Regions from separate parts of the Mus musculus genome. Here region 1 is linked to region 2. A link is a loop called in an ENCODE intact Hi-C map of the cell type or tissue named here. Cell type or tissue: heart. All regions are shown on one strand. Links, peaks and the distances in the headings refer to the core of each region. The heading gives the core; the rest is flanking DNA. Region 1 overlaps Mad1l1 (MAD1 mitotic arrest deficient 1-like 1). Region 2 holds the start of Elfn1 (leucine rich repeat and fibronectin type III, extracellular 1).

The links. A loop is a pair of places that touch in the nucleus more often than their neighbours do. Peaks named below come from ENCODE experiments on the same cell type or tissue, not always from the same donor. Only the 100,000 strongest peaks of a DNase experiment are listed, where the experiment ranks them.
Region 1: a loop joins it to region 2, with 5 times the contacts of the local background. A loop is called at or near these places in 14 of 42 quality-filtered maps.

The regions. Positions count from the first base shown.
Region 1 is chr5:140,135,093-140,145,959 of GRCm38, reverse strand. Mad1l1 (MAD1 mitotic arrest deficient 1-like 1) reads left to right here. Exons shown (of 18, transcript NM_010752.3): 12 at 1,900-2,040. Among named protein-coding and RNA genes, the nearest start is that of Gm30492, 45 kb to the right of the region's middle. In heart, for the core only: CTCF peaks have their summits at 5,548 (motif pointing right) and 9,635; DNase peaks (open chromatin) are centred at 4,429 and 5,559.
Region 2 is chr5:139,901,380-139,912,246 of GRCm38, reverse strand. It overlaps Elfn1 (leucine rich repeat and fibronectin type III, extracellular 1), which reads right to left and starts at 4,381. Exons shown (of 2, transcript NM_001384186.1): 1 at 3,434-4,381. In heart, for the core only: a CTCF peak has its summit at 4,777; DNase peaks (open chromatin) are centred at 1,836 and 3,256; H3K4me3 peaks cover 3,308 bases; H3K27ac peaks cover 824 bases; H3K27me3 peaks cover 7,609 bases.

The DNA.
Region 1 (10,867 bases), core at 1,672-9,671, 230 kb before region 2:
CAATCCACTTAAATAGAGGGGTTTAAGAATAAGCAGTATTGCCGGGCGGTGGTGGCGCATGCCTTTAATCCCAGCACTTGGGAGGCAGAGGCAGGTGGATTTCTGAGTTCAAGGCCAGCCTGGTCTACAAAGTGAGTGCCAGGACGGCCAGAGCTACAAAGAGAAACCCTGTCTCGAAAAAACAAACAAAAAAAGGAATAGGCAGTATTGGTGCTGAGGGTGGCTAAGTCTTGAGTCAGGGCCTTAGCCTCATGGGAAAGTCCTTGGTGGCTATGGGTGTTGCTCCTGGTGCCCATGTAGTCTAAAAAAACCAGTCTATGGAAGTCATTCTTTTCCCCACTGAGCCTCTCCCAGGGTGGACAGACCATGCAGGTCACATGGGAGGGAGTGTGTTGTGCTGGCCACCCTGATCTTTTCCTGAGTGTGTGATTTGGGAAGGGATGTGCTGCAACACATAGGAGACACATCCTGGCCATTGTGCCGGGACAGCATTTGCCAATGGTAATAAAAATCCTAATGTTTTCATGAGTAATGGTTGTCAGCACGATAGCTCACTGGACACTTTGTCCACAGCAATATTGATCCACACAGCTGCCCTTGTGACCACTTTCTTGCTGAGGGAGGCTTTGAGACCTGGGGTGACTAGATAGCTGGCTTCAGAGCAGAGCTGGAGTTGGAACTGTCCCTTTCTTCCTGAGCTGTGCTGTCCCCAGCATCTTCACTGATGGCTACATGAATGGGCAAAGCTTAAGCAGAAGGCACCCAGCTCATCAGCTCGTCAGCACATGTACTTCAGGATCCAGTTAGAGGCCAGAGCTGGGCTTGCCCACACCTGCGGGATGAAGAGCCGCTCACTTTCCCCAAGGCGAGGCTGGTTCCTGACACGCCTGGACTTCCAAGGAGGATTTGCCACCCTCGCTTGTGCACTCCATGGAACTCTCAGAAGGTGACATCAGGTCGAGGGGAGTCGCCAGCCTGTGCCTGGGATTTTGGGGCTGGGTCTCCTTTCCCTAGGAGTAATATCTATGTCTAAAGGAGCCTAATGGCCCTGTAGGTTTTTCTTTTGTTTTGTTTTTTTGTTTGTTTGTTTGTTTTTTGACATACTTAAGAAACATGGGCAAAGAGAATGCAGTGAGCACCCCTGGGGAAGATAGTCTCCCTAACAATGCTGTACCCTATATGTGGCCCTCACAGCATCTTGGCTCCCCACACAGGGCAGGTTGCATGTCTACAGGGCCCCTTGCTGGCAGGGTGGAAGGCGTTCCTCTTCAGCTCCTGTGACCCCTCTCTAACATCTTAGAGAACTTGGTCCCAGTCTCTGCAGCATCTCTCCACTGCTAGCTTTCTGGTTCAGGCTGTCAACCTTAGGATCTCTAGTGTGCACAGACTAGCTGAGGAGCGTTAGCCACAACTCCAGCTGTCACTCATACTCTGTGTGGAATATGGCTGGATAGGCTGGTGGCCTCCTACGTCTGTGATTCGCTGTGGATGTGAGGTGCTCGCTGAAGCCACAGCTGTTTCTGGAGCCTCAGTGTCCAGGCATTAGGACAGGGTCAAGGATTCTGAGTCTGCTCAGGAAGGGTTGGGCCTTAGCCCCCAGCTTTGTGTTCTTGCTCTGGGTGGCACTCGTCAGAACTCACACCAAGTTGGTGTCTTCCCTGGCATGGTTGAAGTGAGTACTGTTGGCAGGGCTCACTCACCCAGTAAAACTGAGTCTGGAGCTCTGCAGGCCTAGACCTCTGGTGCAGGCTCTCTGGAGGTATGCACCTCTGGCAGATGGAAGCATGCCAGAGTCCTGAGCTTTTTGAGCATGTGCAGGGACTCTAAAGCTCACATCTCTGATGCTTCCAAGCCACCTCACACACTGTCCCCACCCTGACCTGACCATCTTGTCTATAGGAGAGAGATGGCATGCGTGCCATCCTGGGATCCTACGACAGTGAGCTGACCCAAACTGAGTACTCAACCCAGCTGACACAGCGCCTGTGGGAGGCCGAGGACATGGTTCAGAAGGTACATGCCCACAGCTCGGAGATGGAGGTAGGTGTGTGCCATGGGCAAGTGGAGGCTATGGTGTGTGTGGGAGGAGGGCAGCCAAGGGGGTTATTTTGGTATGTGCTCTACTTTACTTCTTATATAGCACTTGGTGGTTAGAGGGTTCCAGGCAACCCCAGCCAGCAGAGGTGGGTGTCAAGGCACTTCAAGGCAAGGCAAGGCTTCTGCCAGGTTGTTGCCAGGTGCCTTGAAGACAGTCTGTGCTGTGTAACCATGTGGTCCCTGCGGCAGCCTGCTTCCTCTTGCTGCAGGTTCCTGTGGTGTTCCTGTCTAGAGGATGGCACAGTGTTTTCCAAGCAGTTTGTGGCTTCTTGTTCTCTCTGTCATCTGCAGTATTGTGAGCCCCCTGTGAAGTCTCATGTAGCTTTGTGGAGTGAAGGTAGAGAAAATGTTCCACTTTAAAGAAGAGAGTAACTCTCAGTGTGGACTGCACTTGGTCTCTCCTTCCCGGCTGGCTTGTACCAGGGCAGAGCTCCTGCATGCTAAATGCTGCTCTCCCTCCAGCAGAGATAGAGGTTTGCTTAATTCTCTGGAGAGGCTGCGTGACCGTACAAGATGAGGTGAGAGCCTGCCTGTCAGGAGAACCACACAGCCACATCCCCAGATGCCGCCTGCGCTGCTCTTTACCCACTTTCCAGTTGTATCTCTCAGCTTGACTCTGGCTGTGACCTTAGAAGCAGGATTGTCGATCCCTTTAGCTCCTTGGGTACTTTCTCTAGCTCCAATGGAGGAGCTAGAGAAAGTACCCAAGGAGCTAAAGGGATCTGCAACCCTATAGGTGGAACAACATTATGAACTAACCAGTACCCTGGAGCTCTTGACTCTAGCTGCATATGTATCAAAAGATGGTCTAGTCGGCCATCACTGGAAAGAGAGGCCCATTGGACATGCAAACTTTATATGCCCCAGTACAGGGGAACGCCAGGGCCAAAAAGGGGGAGTGGGTGGGTAGGGGAGTGGGGGTGGGTGGGTGTGGGGGACTTTTGGTATAGCATTGGAAATGTAAATGAGCTAAATACCTAATAAAAAATGGAAAAAAAAAAAAGAACTGGCACACACAAGACTCAGAATTCACTCTTTGTCAGTCAACGATAATAAATATATAAACATAAAATCAGAAAACTATAAGGCCTTATGGTTGATAAAATAACTAATATTATTGCTGTTAAAAAAAAAGAAAAAAAAAAGAAGCAGGATTGTCATTGTCCGCATTTCAGTGACAAGAAAACTGAAACCCGAAGACCCAGGACTGAACCTAAGCCTCCAGGCACCTATGTACAAACATAGGACTGCCCTGTAGCATGGCCAACCTGCAGAGCATCCTAGGCAAGGCCTTTGTCACACTCTGTGCCATCAGCTTTTTTGGTTTTGATTGTCACATCTATTTGGCTTGTCCTTGACCTTGGTGTGATGCAGACTGCCAGAGAGGTGCTGCGAGGGCCAGTCATTCTGTGCAGACAACTCGACCCTCACCCAGCTAGTGCTCTTGGTTGTCCACTTGGAGAAGTGTCTAAAGGAACAGCCAGGGTGACAGCATGGCTATATGTTCTTTCCAGAGAGCACTGGAGTCCACACTGAGCAGGGCCCTTTCCTAGGCTAGCAACAGAGCCTTTGGTGAGGGGGATGTTTAGTAGACAGCTGTGAGCTAGCCTGGTGGCACAGGCCTGTAGTCCACCAGGGAATGGGGAGGCTGAGGCATGAAGATGCAAAGTTCAGTACACCCTGGGCTATAGAGTGAGTTTAAGGCTAGTCTGAGCAACTTAATGTCTGTCCTAAGTAAAAAGAAGGTGGAGGATACAGCTTAACTAGGGGCAGGGGTGTGACTCAGTGGTAGATCACCTGCCTAGAGTCCCCCAGTGAGGGGCTGGAAGTGTGGCTCAGTGGTAGAGCACTTACTAACTTTTATGAGTTCTTATATTAAATTCTTAGTTATTGAAAAACAAACAAACAAACAAACAAACAAGTAAATATATAAATCAAACCCATGATAACTACAAAGTGCAGTAGCATTTTAGGTGTGGGATCCCATGAGGAAGCAATCAGAAATGCATGACACTGCTGTAACCTATCTGGGAAAGTCAGGAAGCACCTTTGGATTCACAGCTCAGAGGACAGCTATAGGTCTCACTGGGGCAAGACTGGGGCATGACTAGAGTGGGAGCTGCTGAGCTTCAGCTCTGGCGATGGCTTGTGGCAAGGCTGTGCCATATGAAGAGGCCACAATCCAGGCTGGCTGCTTGTTCTTTCTGCCCATGAGATTCTCACCAGGCACATTGGGCCTATGCTGTCCCTGCACGGAGGAGAATCCCTCACTGACACTCTTGGCAGAATAAAGCAAGTCACACGAGTTGTGGAACCTGCCTGGGTCCTGCGCTTATCTCCCCACTCCACTCTCTGGCTGCACACTTGTTCCAATGTCTCACAGGTGGCCAGTAGCCAGGAGTGCAATCCACTGGGGCTGCTGTGAGCTGCCACAACCCAGCTCTCCAGCCTCATCTGAAAGGTTAACTGGGGTTCTAGTGAGCTGTGCCATCATCAATGTAAGTGTGTTAATAGTTGTTTTATTACAGCACATTTAGCTCCATGAGAAACGCCAACGAGGAGAGATTTGTGGGTCTGCTCTCTGACACCTTGCAGCTCCCTGGTATTTTCTCACTGAGAGATCTCATCTGTGCTGCCATATGCATTCCACATAGGTCCTTAGGAAGATGATCGTCAGGGCACAGCCAATGTTTTGTGTCAAGTGACCAGTGTTGTCAGGATTCAGCTCCAGCAGATATATGCTCCCTGTCAGCATCTCGCTGTCACCCTGCTCATGGGTATATGTCAAGCACCCTACCTTTCCCTGCAGGATGTAAGGTTGGCAGGTTCTTCCTCCTGTTTTGTGTCCCAGGGTTATGGGAAAGCCAGTTGGAGGCTCAGCTGGGTGGAGCAAGGTGCTCTTGCTATTTCATAGTCATCGTCACTGTGAGTGTTCATCAGTTTAGTCCAGATGAGGGAGGGTGAGGAGCCCCCCTCCCCAACATACACACCTTGGAGATTCCTGTTACAGTTGGTCCTCCTATGCATGGGCACTCTGGCCTCTTGAAGCAGGCTGGCCCTCAGTGACCTTCCTCCTTTGGGCCTAGGTGTGCTGGTATCATGGCTGTGGTGAGTTAGGCTCCTGTGAGCAGAGCCCTAGTGGCTTTTCTCCTCAGCCTGTGGCTCTGCTATTTATGCTGGGTATGCAACCTTTGCTGTCTAGAGTGGCCATGTATTCAGACACTTGCCGCATTTTCACAGGAGTCACTGAGAGACAGTTGTGCCCAGTCAATCACAGAATTCCCTGTCCCCACTAGAGTCCTCCTCATACTGTAGGGCCCTTGAGGAGCACAAGGTCTGGCAGATCCAGCCCTTTGAGGATGGAATAGTAGCTGGATTTAGCAGTCTAGAGGAGGAAGCCAACCAGGGGGTCCTAATTCACTGGAGTGGGGAACCATACACCTTCTGCCTCCACCAGGTGGCAGCAGACAGGCTCACTGCTTTCTGGGCCTCACCACTGGCCTGGTGGGGGTTAGGTCAGATGCAGGAAAGGATGGCCTGGAGGAGGGAATAATGGGGACCTGGGCACATATTGATCAGAGGCAAGGAGCAGGCAGGTGTGAGAGTCCCACAGCTGAGTGGTCTGTTGTGGAGGGAGTTTGGAAGGACCTTAGCTTTGGCCAAGGCTGGCCTTGGCTTTCGACTTCCCAGCTATCTTGGAGCTTGGATTTAGGAGGTTACTCCCTCCCTCAGCACGACTCCTTTCCATTCTGTTACCTGCTCTGTAGAGTCCAGTGTACAGCTGGGTTTCCTGTGAGTCTCCATTTAGTGAGAAGGGAGATGGGCAAACAGTCTTACTTTGTCGTAGAAGGCAAGCTATACATAGGCCAAAGGAAGAAGAAGTTGCCTCTGGACAGGCAGATGTGGGCTCCTGGGGCCTTGGTGAGTCAGGAGGGGTATGTCCTGAGTCAGTTCTGGGGATTTAAGGTGACTTATGAGGATGACTGGTAGGAAAGATCCCTGCCACAGTGAGCCAGGAAGCTGTTCCTACAGAAGCCATACAGCTTGCTGTTTAAAGCCCAGACCCTGGTCATCACCAGCCCCTGAATGTTGTACAACCACTTTAAGCTTATCTCCAGCTAGCTTATGAATAAATGAGACTCGGACTATGGTTATTTTATTTGGCTTTGACAGTTACTGGGGGTCACCCTAATTTACTCTTCTAACTGCTGGCCTGGCTACCTCTCTAGTGGGATACCCCAGATACTTGCTGTTTCTCCTGACTACGCCATGGCCCCATCTCCTCTTATGGTGGCTTCCTCTTCTCCTCTTATTCTTCTTCCTTTTCCTCCTGGCCTCTTCTCACACCTCTCTCTTCTCCACCCCCAACAAGGGAACTCCAAACCTACCTACTAGAAGTTCCTCCAGTAATTGTCCATAGCCAATCTTATTTAACCAATTGTTTTAAATCAAGGAACAAGGTTTGCACAGCAAAAGCTTGTAAACATGAGAATATCCTCGTAGGCCTAGACCTTTGGGTACAGAGTTTCTCATTACAGTACAAAACAACAGACCAAACGCCGGGCATGGTGGCACACGCCTTTAATCCCAGCACTCGTGAGGTAGAGGCAGGCGGATTTCTGAGTTCGAGGCCAGCCTGGTCTACAAAGTGAGTTCCAGGACAGCCAGGGATATATAGAGAAACCCTGTCTCGAAAAACCAAATAAATAAACAAACAAACAAACAAACAACAGACCAAACTCCAACAACTGTGTACTTCACATGAAGACCTATGGCCTTGCTGTCATCTCCAGCCCCTACCCTTTTGAGGAGAGCACTACTGGGCCAAGACAGCCACAGCTTGGTTCTATCTCATTCTGAGGTCCAGCAGGTACACTCTACCCATCTAAGGCTACTCTGTTAGTCAAGATGGCACGCATCACCTGCCACTTCTGAGTGCCCGGCTTGTAGACACATCCTGCAGCCAGCACAGCCTTAGTGAGAATCTCTCCAGGTTCCTGGGCACAGGGCTAAGTGGTGAGTGGTCCCAGGCAAACCTTCCCATCTCTTGTTTTTTTCACTCATGAGCATGTTGCCATCCCCGGTAGGTACATTCTAGAGACCTCACTCATTGCCCAGGGGTCTGAGAAATACACCCATAGAGGGCTTAGCACCTCCTGGGTACTGAATGCCCAGAGAGTGGCTGAGAGAAGGTTGGGCCTTTGTCTTGCCACAGGTGTGTTCCTAGGCCAAGGGGCCAGCCACTGGTCCTGCTGTAGGTGGCGGAGCTACAGCTACAGATGGTAGCTTTCCATTGCCTTCCTGGATAGTGAAGTTCATATACCAGATGCTTGCAAATGGCTCATACCTAGAGAGCTTTAAAAGTCTTGTCGGGAGTTTATTAGCTGAGCTGCTTGTATTGACACAGTAAAAAGTTACATAACTTCGTGGAACTCCTTTCTTAAAGGTCCCTTAGTGCCTTACAGCTGGGTAAGCATCGCTCAGGCCTGGGAGGCAAGTGGTTCTTCCAGGGAAGTTACATAGCAAGAAATGGAGAGGGAGCCCCCACATTGCCTGTGTTGTTCAGATCTGAGTTGAGAAGGTGAAGAGGTGTGAGCCAGTGTAGGGTCTGACTGCAAATCCCCGCTTAGGAAACAGGCCAAGAAGGAGGGTTCCTAGGAAAGAGGAAGAACACTGCTGGACATGTGCTGATTCAAGGTTTCTCCTGGGTGTGTGGCACCATCTCTCTGCTTTCTTTGTCTCTCCACCCCTTAACCTTTTTCCTTTCTACTTCTGCCCCTAGTCTTCCCTTCTCTTTGCCTGTCCTCTCTTTCTGTGTGTTGTCATGTGCATGCATAGGTATACATGCCAGTACTCATACATTTGGCGGTCAAGTGGACATTGGGGCTTTCTTCTCACCATAACCCGGAGCTTAGATTTGGCTAGATTGGCTGGCCAGTGAGCTCATGGGGTTCTTCTCGCCCCACCTCCCCACACTGTGATTTAAGATGTGCATTGCCAAACTTGGCCTTCTCCATGGGCACTGGGGCTGGGAACTCAGGTCTTCATTCCTGTGCAGCAGGCGCTTTACCCTCTGGTCTCTTTTTCTTTCTGATGGCTTTTCTCAGTTGCCTTTCTTTACCCACCCTCACCCCAAGCTCCTGTTTTCTCTGGGGTCAACAGGCACTTCCATGGATTCCTGTGCACTGGGTGTAGCTTTCCCATGGTTGACCAAGGAGGGAATGCTCGTTGTGTGGGAAGGCAGGTGTGCCAGCCTCAGGGCTGCCTTGGGCAGGCAGGCAGGCAGCCACTGCCGTCCTCCTCTCGGCACAGCCCTGGCCCAGGCTAACATCCGTCATCAGTTCCAGCATGGGGCATGCTTTGATTCCAGCAAAATCATTTTCAGCAAAACAAACTAGAAATGGAGAGCTGGAGACTCCCAGTAGCCTATCTCCAGTGGGGCTGCTGCCATTTTGCCCGGATTTTATTTATTCCATTTAATAAAGCGGCTGCGGAGGTTGGAAGCAGATGTCACGAGTCCTCTGTCGATAGAGCCATAAATACAAGTGTGTGGCACTTGGATGCCACGAGTCACCTGAGTTGTGTTTCCAGCATATTTAATTAAAACAGATTACAGCACGACCAGCTACATGAAGACTTCTTCCCAAACACGCTGGCGTGCTGCTCTCCAGTGAGAAGACTACACTGTGGGAGAGACACAGGACAGAAGCTCCAGAGAGTTGAGAGAGGTAGATGCAGGAGGATGCAGGGAGCGATTGGAGGATGCATATGCCAGGTAATTGCTCTGCACTGCACTATAGTTCCAGCTCACTGGGCCCATTACATAGATGGAAGACAAGTACCCTAAGAGGTGAGGTCAGAGGTTAAGATCAGCCTTTGTGGAGGTCACCTAGGTGATAGGCAGCCATTGGGATCCTGGCCGCATGCCGGAAGGTTGATTACCCACAGCCGCAGTTCCCAGATCTGAGCTCTGTCAGCATCCCTGCGGGATTAGTGGGGACACTTATAGGCCAGGATCCTCTGCCACTGGCTATGGGCTAGAGCTGGGAACCTCCTGTTTCTAGTTAAGTGGTCTCTGTGGAGTCACTAACCCTGAAGAGTGTGATGGAGCAGGCTGGGGTCATTTGTCTTCTCTACTCCAGCAGAGCCCACTCCTGCCTATGATGCTTTCCACCCCCATAGCCCATACCTCAGTTTGCAGCTTTGAATGGCTAAGCATGCTGGCTGCCTGCTCAGGGGCTGGCTTGTTCTATAGCCCCCAGAAGCTCTTGCATCCATGTCTATACTCACACCCCAAGGGAAAGCCTAGCACTTAAGACCCAGCCTCTTCAGTTAATGTGACCTTGGGTGGACCCCTGTCTGCTTGGGTCCAAGTGAGGCCGATGGCCTACTCTCTGGGTTTTCCCAGCCAAGGCCATACTGTGCCATGGTATTGCAAAACGTACACCAAGCCCCTGCTTGGGATGGTCTGTCCCAGCCTGTCTCTACCTGCAGGTTTTCCTGCTTACTCCGAGCTGTCTGTGTGCCTGCAGGGGTGCTAGATCATCAGGCTGCCACTTCTCACTTCAGGATAAAAATAGCCCTGCAGAGGCTTCTGTGCTGGATGTAATGTCACAGGTGGCACACGTCCAGGGCTTCTGTCTGAACACACACATCTCCAGGGGTTGGCTGGAGTAGCAAATGTGCACTAGCCCACCTGCCACCTTGGCCACACCTGAGACCAAGGACATCTGTGCTGTCCTCATGCTGTTGTCTGCCTTGCCAGAGCCTGAGCGGGGACTGCTTTTGGTACCATTTCTGGAGCAGGCTGCCAGCCTGTCGTCCCTGTGCGTAGCCTCAAAGCCAGGCTCTGTGTCCTTTGTGGTAGTAGTATCTTGGGCAGGGCAGATAGCTGGTGCCATGTGAACAGAGGGATGAGAGGTGACTGCCTGTGTTAGCTGATGGCTGTGGGCAGATGAGGGACAGCTGGTGGACTGAGGTGCCATGCTGCTGTTTTCCTGCATAAAGGCTGCTGGTCCCTCTTTAGAAGTCTTGGGAGAAAGCAGGAGCATATGGGCCCTGATGTCACCGCAAAGGGCAGGACACTTACTGTCATGCCATGAGATAATTCCTCAGTCTAGGTTCCAGTAATGTGGACCCCTGCACTGCCCATCTCCCACTGCTGGGCATTATACCTCATCCTCCGCCTTCAGCTCTGTATTGTATCTCCCAGTGAGGCCTGGTCCATCACCTCCACTGTCTAACTTTTGTGGCTGAGGCAGCATTTTCTGGAGGCTCTGTGCTCAAGCTGCAGATAGTCCCTTCTGAGAACAGTATGATGATCATGGCCAACCATCTCTTTTACACCAGGACCTCAGAGGGGCCCTGCTTTCTAGATGAGGATGTGGTGACTGAGATGTCTTGTTCTCCCAACATCTTTCTACAACAGTACTATTGCTAACCATGCTTGGCTGATCCAAGAGATGAGACCCTTCTGGAGTGAGTGTTTCCCAGTGGTCTTCCGGGGACTCTCCTGCTGCAGGTGTGGATGGGGGCTGGTGGAGCTGCAGTGGAAGCCAGCCCCCCTTTTATCTATAGATGTGGTGGTCATACAGCGCAGGTTGTCACTTACCACCCTTCTTTCTTTCTTTCTTTCTTTCTTTCTTTATTTATTTATTTATTTATTTATTTATTTATTATATGTAAGTACACTGTAGCTGTCTTCAGACACACCAGAAGAGGGCATCAGATTTCGTTATGGATGGTTGTGAGCCACCATGTGGTTGCTGGG
Region 2 (10,867 bases), core at 1,760-9,759:
GAGGAGGGGCATCTGCTGCCTCAGCAGGGGCCTCGCACGACCCCCTCACCACCAAACACACCAAGATCTCTTCAGGACCCAGGTCTTCCCAGTGATCTGGCCCAGATCCCGGCCAGCTGGGACTTAGGGGCGCAGACCGACGCTCCCGGCTCTGACCCCCCCTCCACTCACTCACTCACCCCAACCTCTGCCAGGACTTGAAGGGCTGGTTCTCCAGCACCCCTCCAGCTTAGCCAACCATTCCTGATGTGCGGCTGCCTGTGAGGAAGCCCCAGGAGAGAAACCGAGTCAGGAGAGGCTTGCCTCAGGCCATGGGGCCCAAGAAAACCCAAGCCCTGGAGCTCTGTGGACTCCTTACTCTGGACAGTACGACTCTGACAGCGTCCTCGATAAATTCTGTTCGCAGCCCCACTGGTGCCTCTGGCAGATCCAGTCTCCCCACACGGCCCATCTCTTCCCCACGCGGCGCCCCCTCCCCATTTCCTGTCCCCCGCCCGCTCCTGATTCCCGGCCTCAGTACCCCCGGCACGCTCTCTCCCCGCTCCTCCGCTCTTCGCCAGCAGCTGGGCAATTCACCGAGCATACAAAAGAGTTGACTCAATTCAGAGGCAGAGCAAATCAAGATAAATCCTATAGTGTGTGGGGACCGAAGAAGGAAAGTGAATGAACGCCAATAGCACCAACCAGTCCTATGTATGGACTGGTCCTGCTCTGGGGGAAGGGGGGTAGCAGGGCTGGGCTCCCTCCTGGCCTGGGCACCTATAGGAACTGAAAGTGGGTAGTGGGCTCTTAGCTACCTTCCCCGTGCCAGGCCTTCACGCACTGGCTGAACTTGGAAACTGAAGACTATGTGTCCTCCTAGTGCTTACTGAGTGGGGTTCCCAGGAAGGGACAGCCAACATGGTCAAAGACCAGGTAGGGTCAGGTGAGACCCTAGAGAGCAGGAGATGTATGTAGTTTCCCCAACCTGGCCTCCTGACATGGCTAGGGTCCAGGACAAAGGTATTACATGGATAAATACTGCTAGCTTCAATGTTCTAGGCCATGGCTCATGGACCTAGGGTGGGAGGTATAAGACACTCTTCCCTCCCAGTTGTATCTAAAAGAGGTCCCAAGCAGCTGATCTCCAGGGACAAGATTATGCCTGTACTCTCCTATTCTGAGTCTGGTCAGTTCTGTGTAAGGGTGGGGACAGGGAATAAGAGGGGCCAGCAGCCCCTACCATCAGTCTCTGAAAGCAAACTCAAAGGCAGGGGTCTGACTCCCCATATCTCTAGGTTTCCCCTTGGCCTGGTTCCCCTACCATTGCTACAGGTCTGGTAATCATCTGAGATCTGGGATTACCGTGGTTTGTGTACTAAGCATTGTGGTAGTACAGTCCCCCTAGGTTCACTAGTCTGGATTTTGCTCCTCTGACCCCTTCCACAAAGAATAAGCAAACCGAGGTCCAGGTTCCCAGAGCGCCCTTGACCAGTACAACCCCACCCTCAAGGTAAGTTTGTGGCTTCCCAGGGTCAGCTGTCTGCAGGAGGGGGTGGAAGGTTCTAGGAGGTTTTCCAAGAGGGAAAACACCGGTAGTTCTTCCGGTGGAAGGGTCCCCAGGACATCCAATGTTGGAGTACCCAGTTGTCGGGGTGGCAAGACCGAAAATTAGGGTTGACTAGTAGAGGGTCATTCAGACCCTCCAGGTCACATCCCCCAATCTTCCAGCTGCTCAGCTGGTTGTAACCAAAATCCGGGAGTCCCTTGGGGCCGCCCCTCCCCCGAGCCGGACAGATCGGGCCGTTTGCTTGTAAGCCATTAATTCTATCACAGAGACGCCGGCGCCGCCACGCGAGGACATCTGTCAGGGACCCATCACTGTGTTCCACGCCCCCTGCTCTCCCCAGACCCAGAGAAGCGGAAAAGATGCGCCACCTCAGCTCTCCACACTCTGAGGTTGCTGAAGCGGGCTCGGAAGCAAAGAACCCGAAGGGGGCGGGGCCCCAGCACCCTTGGGACAAAGATTCTCCCAGCTGTTCGGAGAGTGGCTTCTGCAACCTTCTATCCCAGACAGGAAGAAGTGCCCAACTCCCCCTGTTCCCCAAATACTAGTGACCACTCAGACTCTGACCTGAGCCTTGGGGTGAGGTGGAGAGAGGGCACGGAATCCTCCAGATACCTCAGGGTGTAGGAAGGAGACACTGGGGGGTGGGGCAAGAAGACACTGGCTTCTTCCCTCACAGGGAACAGAGCACTTCACCTCCAAACCCTTCTGGGATCTTCGCAAGCTCTCCATAGAGAGAGCTTGTCTGCTCACCACAGCCCCTAGGCAGCTGCTGGTGAATGTGTCATGCGTGGGCGATGGGTCGCAAGGACTCGAAACTGGCTGGGGATGATCCCGTTCATGCCTAGCAGGCTGGCCCGGGAGATTTCACTCCCATCCCCTTGTGTGTATGGGGGTGGGATGGGGGTGCAGAAAGGATGTTTGGATGTTGAGACATCGACCTGGGCTCATGACCCCAGGTAGTCACAGTTCAGAGCAGGCTTATCTGGGAAGAGAAAAAGTTAGGGGAGTGGGAGGTGACACCTCAAAGTCTGAGGGGAATGAGTAGAAGAAAAGGGGAGGGCAGGCGACGGAATGGGACCCATGAAAACTGAGGAGGGTCAGTCTCTGGCTGGGGTCTGGAAGCACCTCGCAGCCAGTGGTTTTCCCAGTCCCTACAGGCTCTTGTCAAAGGCGCCTGTTAATAACTAGAAGCCAGTTCCTTCCAGGGAGCTGGACAGAGCCCCGGCACCCGGCTGGGGTGGGGGTGCGGGTCTTACATTACCCTCCCCACGGCTCCAGCGCCTGGAGACCAGTGTGCAGAACGAAGGCGAGGTCCCACCACCCACTTTTTCTCCTCTTTGAACTACGAGTGGAGGTATTCGGACTGGGGGGGGGCAGCTTCTGGGCCAACTTGGGGCACTAAGGCCGTCCCATGCACCCTACAGCAGACCGACCCCACCACGGCCTAGGCAGCACGCTCAGCAAAGTTTCGGGTCCTCGGTGGTGCTTCCTAATCCGAGGTGGGGGCAGGGGACCCAAGCCCAGGCGCTCCGATCGGCGGAGTCGGGAGGGAAGTTTGTCCAGCCAGAGATCGGCGATCGAGAACTTCGGGTTTTGGGAAGGCGGCTGAGTGGAGGGCGCCCTGGAGCCTCAGACTAAACGCGCTGCATCTGAAACCCCCCGGGTGAAGAGGGGACTCGGTCCAGGTGCGGACGGCCAGGACACGGCGAGGGGGACTGAGGCGATAGGGGCAACCAGGGCTGCGGGAGCCGTTGGGGACTCCCGCGCCACCCGGGAAGCCGGCGAGAGCGTATCCTTCCTGCCCCTCCCCCTCCAGGGGCGGGGACCTGTGGACCCCACGTCTGCGGCAGAGGGGACCACCACTCGCTGCACACCCCTTCCTACCTGAACGGGGTTGTGGCCCCCAGGGTTGAAGGCTCGATCACCGGCTAGCAGAGCACGCGCGCCGAAGTCCCCGGAGCGCCGCGGTGGCGGTGGCGGCGGCGGCGGCGGCTGCCCCTGCTTCCTCCTCCTCTTCCTCCTCGGGGTTCTTGCTGGCTCCAGACAGACCTCCTCCCCCTCCCGCGTTGCCCGCCCCTCCCGGAGCCCGCCGGGCTTGAGGATCGGCCTCTCGCCGGGAGCGGAGAGGAGCCTGCGGGAGCCGGGCTGCGGCGCTCACTGCGTCAAGAGCCGGGGACCGCGCGATCGGAGCAGCCCCGGACCGGCCGGGCAGGCGGGGCGGCCGCGGCGCCGGCGACGCCGAAGGGGCCGGGCGGCTCCGGCTCTCGAGCTCGGGAGCGGGCGCGGCGGCAGCGGCCGCGGCGACGCGAGGCGGTGGTTCATTTTGTGAGCGCGAGGCAGGTCGGACGTGGGAGCCGCGCGGGGAGGGGACCGGAGCAGGGGCGGGGGCCGCTGCACGTCCATAGGTTGCCCCGGGAGGGGATCAAGGCTCCCTGAGGGGAAGTTGGCTGGAGCCGGGGGGACATCTCAGGACGCCGCAACACAGCCTCGCCTCCTTTTCCTGGCTTTGCCTGCGTCCCCTGCCCGCGTCCCAGGCCACTGAGCTAAGAGCCGTGGAGCCCAAGTCCCCGAGTGTCATGGGGTTGGGACCCTTCGTGGCGATGGGAGGTGGGTACGAGAGGCAGAGATGTGCACGCGCGTACAGTCACGCCTGTGCACACACACGCACCCGCAGGAAGCCATGTAGAAGTTGACCCCGAAGTCAGACCCTATGTAAGCGCGCGTGTCACAGCTCCACCCGCAGGGACGATTGTTTCACGGGGCGGGCGGCGGGGAGGGGAGAATCAGAGATGGTACAAGGTTGTCAGGCCCTCCGAGATGCAACATTCTCTCTTCCCACCAGGGACTTGCTCTCTCCTAAGGTCACCGACCCCCTTCACAGTCCCTCCTCTCTGCATTGTATGTCACCACCCCCTTGGGCTGAGAGGCCGGGAGGCGTGAGATCAGCCTGGCACCTTCCCATTCCCGGAAGGTTCCGAGTAGTGGATTCCCCTCCCACTAGCCTCTGTGTGTGTGGGGGGGGGGAGTTAATGTGTGCTTTCCGGGGATCCAAGTCATCCCTCTGGGGCTGTCCACCCTCCCACCCACCCCCACCCCCCACCCCCATGGTTCCAGGAACACTGACTGAGCCCGCTGGTATCCCATTCCCTACCGCGCCCCTTCCCCAGGCGGTAGCTTTGGCCTTGGGTTGAAAATCAAAATCAAGTTCAAGAGCGCCCTCGCCGGGCTAAGGCCTTGCGCACAGCTTTCGAGCCTCCGTGCGCTTGCGGAGCTGAAGGACCCCCCTTTGGGCAGAGTGGGTGCAACCCTTTTTGGACGCCTCCTCCGAGCTGGAGCACTCTCAAGAGCCAGGCTTCGGGACACAATGCCAACGAAGGGGACTGGAGCCGCAGAGTGCAGCCAAGTATACATAGTAAGGGGCGAGGAGAGGCTGGGGGCGGGGACTTGTCCCTTGGGTTGCCAGACCACCAGGGACCAGCATGGGAATAGCCTGAACCTTGGAGTAGCGCGGCCAGAGGACCAGGAGCTTCCCGAGCTCGGGTCCTGTGGCCTGTCCTGCGACTCGACTAGATCCAGCCTGCAGCACCGGCAGGCAGCCCACACTTGGCCGATCCTAGGCTTTCCCCAGCCCCATTTTTCCTTTGGAACCCTGAGGAGTGAGATTCCAGTTAGGGACTGAGGGTAGAGGAGGCTCTATCGTCTTTCCGGTGGATTCTTAGACACAGAGCATGGTGGTCAAGGACAGAGCTGTGGGTCTACCCTTGCTCAGACCTCAAGAGAATCCAGCCGGGACTGAAGGCTCCAAAGCCTGCTTTTAGGGTAGCTTTTGCCGGGCCCTTCAAAAAAACAAAAAACAAAAAACAAGCCAGGCACCCCTCAAGCTGGGAAGGCCACAAGCTAACCCCTGGCCAGAGCCACGGGGATGAGGCCAGAGCTTTCTCCTGGTTCTCTCATCTCCCGCCCCGCCCCCATTCCTCCCTTCCTCTCCCATTCTCCTGAGCCATGTCACTAGCAGGCATGTGTACATGACCCAGGGTGGACACTATGTATGTTGCACCCACACGTTTGCAGAGCAGGTTCACACCTAACGGGCACACCCCATAATTCACCCCTTAGCCCACCCTCATGAAGAACATGAAGTTCTGGCAGAAGTTCACACACATCTTTGCCGACGCCCACGCCTCCCCCCTCCCCACAACCAGGAACCTTACCAAGAAGTTATAGAGTAGGGCTTCAGTCGCCAAGGCACCCCAGCCTGCTCCAGGGTTGCACAAACCCCCGGTCCATACCTGGGTTTCTGTAGTGGTGTGCGACTGCAAACATCATTCCAGAAAGGCAAAGATGTCTATCCTGGGGTCTATCTGACAGGGTCCCAACAAAGAGAAGAAAGCCCTCCCTCTCTTTTACCTCTTTGCCACCTCCTCCCCCTTTTCTCTTTTACATCTGCCTCCCCTCTCCCTCCTCCTCTTGTCTTCTTACTCTGTAGCTCAGGCCAGCCTGGGACTCCAGTGTCTAGCTTTAGACCCCTGAGTGCCAGAACTATAGGCATGTACCAGCAGGCCCAGCTTACCCTTGGCTTTATTATTATTATTATTATTATTATTATTATTATTTGCTCCCAAACAAGGTTCCTGCATATACATCTACTCACAACACACACACATGCAACATACACAGGCCTCCTTGACAAGGTTGCCTATAGACTGGGCCAGATGCAGCCATGACAGCTGTCTTTCCTGAGTTGAGGGTGAAGGGGCCTAGAACAGTCTGAGAGGGGTGGGCCCTCTCCAATTGGGCACACATGGGACCCCAAGCTAGAGCTGCCCACATGATTTCTGCAGGCTGACCAGAGGCCCAACCAGCAGGTCGAGATAACTTTCTATCCACTGAGATCTTACTTCTGCAGAAAGCTGGAATATGGAAAAGCATTTCTACACACTACAAAAATAAAAATGCCTAGAGAAAAAATTGGTGTCCATCCCTCTGATACCCAGAACTTCACAGTTCCATCCACAACCCCCAGAAGAGCCCAAAGCCACAAAAGAAACACGAGGGTCAGTTTCCTCATATATAAAGAGCTCTTACAACCCAATAAGAAAAAAATTGACAAGGACACCAAAAGTGGACAGAGATAACTAACAGAAAAGGAATGGGGGAAAGGGTTTCTTGACAAATGAGACATCACCACAGGAATGCCAGGGACAGCTCAACATGATGTTTCACCCCCAAAGGGTAGCAGGTTTCACAGCTACTCTGAGGCCATAGTAGACACTCTGGGAACTCTTGTGAGAATGTCCATATTCCGAGAAGCCACACACCCTTGTGCCTGGCATGTTCTTCTAGGAATGTGTCCTCTAGATGCTTGTCACGAATGAAAAGTGATATATGACTCCGTGCAAGGTTGTTTGCTGAGGCACTGTGTGTGGCAACAGCAGATTGGAAGTGTCCTAAATACCCACAGATGAGGGAGGGCTGAGATGCTTCGCAGCACAGTCAGCAGAGCTGTGTGGCCAGGAGACAGAGATTGGATGCTCTGAACCCAGCTCTGAGGCTCCCCTCTTACTTACCCGTGTATTTTCTTGTGCTGAAGACAAAAGCCAAGACCTTGCATGTGCTAAGCCAGCGGTTCTCAGCCTTCCTAATGCTGCAACCCTTTAATATAGTTCCTCATGCTCTGGTGATCCCTGACCATAAAGTTATTTTTGTTGCTACTTCATAAATGTAATCTTGCTGCTGTTACAAACTGTAAGGTAAATATCTGTGTTTTCCAATGGTCTTAGGGGACCACTGTGAAAAGGTCATTCTATCCCCAAAGGGGTCGTGACTCACAGGTTGAGAACCACGGTGCTAGACAAACATGTTTGCTGAGCCCTTCAGTGGGGGATTCTAGGCAGGGACTCCACTGAGCCACGCCCCCAGCCCCTCACTGGGGGATTCTAGGCAGGGGCTCCACCACTGAGCCATGCCCCCAGCCCCTCACTGGGGGATTCTAGGCAGGGGCTCTACCACTGAGCCACGCCCCCAGCCCCTCCCTGGGGGATTCTAGGCAGGGGCTCCCTTAGCTACTTTTTACTTTTTATTTTAACACAAGGTCTCACTAAGTTTGCTGTGCAGGCTTCAAACTCACTCTGAAACCCAGACTGCAATCCTCCTTATTTACTCTCTGGAGTAGCTGGCCGGACCTGCCTGTGCCAGCAGGCCCAGGTTCAAGACTTTCTTTAAAGGAGGAAAAATAGCAAGGACCAAAGCAGTTTATCCAGTCCATGATTGTTTTGCATCTGTTTACAAAAGGCAGGCAGGAAAGGACACTGATGTTTGCTCTGTTCAGGGATTACTTCTCTAGTTAGTTCGTGTCGGTTGGACGGAGGAACAGGAATTTACTTTTAAAATTATTCTTCAACCAGGTGTGCTGTGCAAATCTTTAATCCCAGCACTTGGGAGGCAGAGGCAGGCGGATCTCTATGAGTTCTATCCTGGTCTACCTAGGAAGATTGAGGCCAACCAGGGTGACACAATGAAACCTTGTCTCAAAAAGAAAAAGTCATATTTATTTATATGGACAGCAAGCTGCCTTCTTCTATGATCAGCTGTGATCCCAGTGCTAAGATCTGTTTCTTGTATAGATTATATTAATTCATTTATTTATTTATGGGGAAGGGGGCACCTGCCATGGTGACATGTCAAGGTCAGAGGACAACTTGCAGGAGCTGTTGTTGTTGTTGTTGTTGTTGTTGTTACTTCCACCGAGTGTAGTGGGGAAGATCAAACTCAGGTAGTCAAGTATGGCAGCGAACTTCCTTACTGGTTGACTGGCTCTAGTACTGTAAGTTCTGACAATGTGTACATGCATGGTAACCTCCACCCTGATGACCACATCAACAATGTCACACACACACACACACACACACACACACACACACACACGGAACTCATGTCCCTGGGTGGCTCTAAACATTTGACTGTTACATGGACTTTTCCTGTCATCATACAATAAAAATGAAAATGAAGACCCCCTCAGCTGTTGGTTCTCTCTCCCCATCTTTATGGTTATGGGGGAGGAGGAGCCTTCCTGCCCCACTTCCCAAAGTCCACAGGGTGCTCACAATTCCTATATGGAGACATCGTTTAATGTATTCAACTTGAGGTGCTGGGGAGACAGCTCGGCTGATAAACATGCCTGCTCCCATGCCTGATGACCTGGGTCTGAGCCTCAAGACCTACAGTGCAAGCAGAGAACAAACTCCAGAAAGTTGTCATCTGATCTACACACACACACACACACACACACACACACACACACACACACACCATACATAGCATTGTGTGATCATACCGCCATGAAATTCCAGGACATTGCACCACTTGAAAAGGAAATTCCATACAATTGTTATTAACCTCACCCACCAGTTTTTTAATTCAGTGGATCTAACTGTTCTGGGTCCTTTCTGTGAACGGAATCCTTTGCAGTGTGGTCCCCTGTGACTGGCTTGTTTTACTGACCATCATGGGTTTTGAGGTTCAAATACAAGTAGGAGGAGGCCATTCTTTTTCATTGCTGAGTACTCTAGTCCATGGGTGAACCACACTCATTCATGTCAAATGAAAAGTATTTGAGTGGCTTCTGTGTGGCCATACGGCCTCATTTCCTCTGTATAGATACCAAGCCCTTGAGATGGCGCATCGCAGGACACCGAGTTCAACCTTCTGAAGAACCTGCAACCTTTCCCAGAGGGGCCCAGCATTCCCCGCGCCTTACCTTGTCATTTCCGATGATGACCATCCTGGAGGATGTAAAATGCTGTCTCACTATGGCCACGATTTGCATTTCCCCCAATGGCTATTGATGCTGAGAAGTTGTTGGTGCGAGTGTGGGAAATTTACATATTTTCTTTGGATAAATGAATATTCATATTTTCTCCCATTTTAAAATCAGGATATTTATCTTCTTATTATTGAGTTGTCAGAGTTCTTTACATAGTTTAGACACAAGTCTCTCATTAGGCGTATCACTTGCAAGTGTCTTCTCTGTCCCTGTGGGTTGTTTGTCTTCATGAGAGCTGTCTGCAGCACAGAGAATTTTAATGAAGTCCATATTTCTCTTAATTTCTTGAGTTCTTGGTGACACATTTGAGCACCCTTTGCTTAAAAATAAATATTTGCTCTTAAGTTCTTCTTTAAGGTTGTAAGTGTACATATGTATATATGTATGCATGTGTGTTTAAACATGTGTGTATGTATATATACATGTGTGTATGTGTGTCTATGTGTATATGCACATGTATGTATATACGTGTATGTGTGTGTATCCATGTGTGTGTTTCATGTGTATATAGGTGTGTGTGTGGGTATATGTGTGTATGTGTTTGTGTCTTTGTATATATGTATGCGTGTACAACTGTGTGTGTACATATGTGTATCTGTGCATATATTTGTGTATGTGTGCATATGTGTGTCTGTGTGTATGTGTATATTTATGTGTGTACATCTGTGTGTATGTGTGCATATATGTGTTTAGATATGCATATGTGTGGGTGTATTTCTTGTACTTCTGTGTATGTGTGTAGCTCTGTGTGTGTGTGTGTGTGTGTGTGTGTGTGTGTGTAGGCCAAAGGTCAACATCAATATTATCCCTTAGAACCCAACAACCTTCATTTTCAAAAGAGTCTCTCACTAGCCAGTGCTTGCCCAGTTGGCTAGGCTGGCCAGCAGTGAATACCAACGATGCTCCTGTCTCCACCTCCTTAGTGCTGGGATTTCAAGCTCCCACTCCCACACCCGGCTTTTTGACATGGGTGCTAGGAACACACTGGACCCTCATGCTTACAAGGCCCTTCACTGACAGAGCTTGCGCCCGGCCATCAAGCTTTTACAGTTTCAGCTTTTATGTCTAGGTCAATGCTTTTGCTAGTTTTTTTTTAGATGTGTGTGTGTGTTGCCTGCATGTATGTCTACCCACCACATGTGTGCCTTGTGCCCATGGCAGTCAGAAGAGAGAGAGCATCAGATCCTCTGGAACTGGAGGTATACACAGTTGGGAGCCTCATGTAATCCCTAGGCACTGAAACTGAGTCCAATACGAGAGCAACAAGTGCTTTTAACACGAATCTGCTCTCCGGGCTCCTAGCCCTATTTTAAAATGTGTGTGTGTGTGTGTGTGTGTGTGTGTGTGTGTGTGTGTGTAGGACAGAGATCAGCCTTGGACATTGTTTCTCAGGTGTTACTCAGTTTTGTCTTGTTTGTTTGTTTGTTTGTTTTCAGTCAGGGTCTCACTGTGTAGTCCTGACTATTCTGAAACTCTCTATATAAACCAGGCTAGCC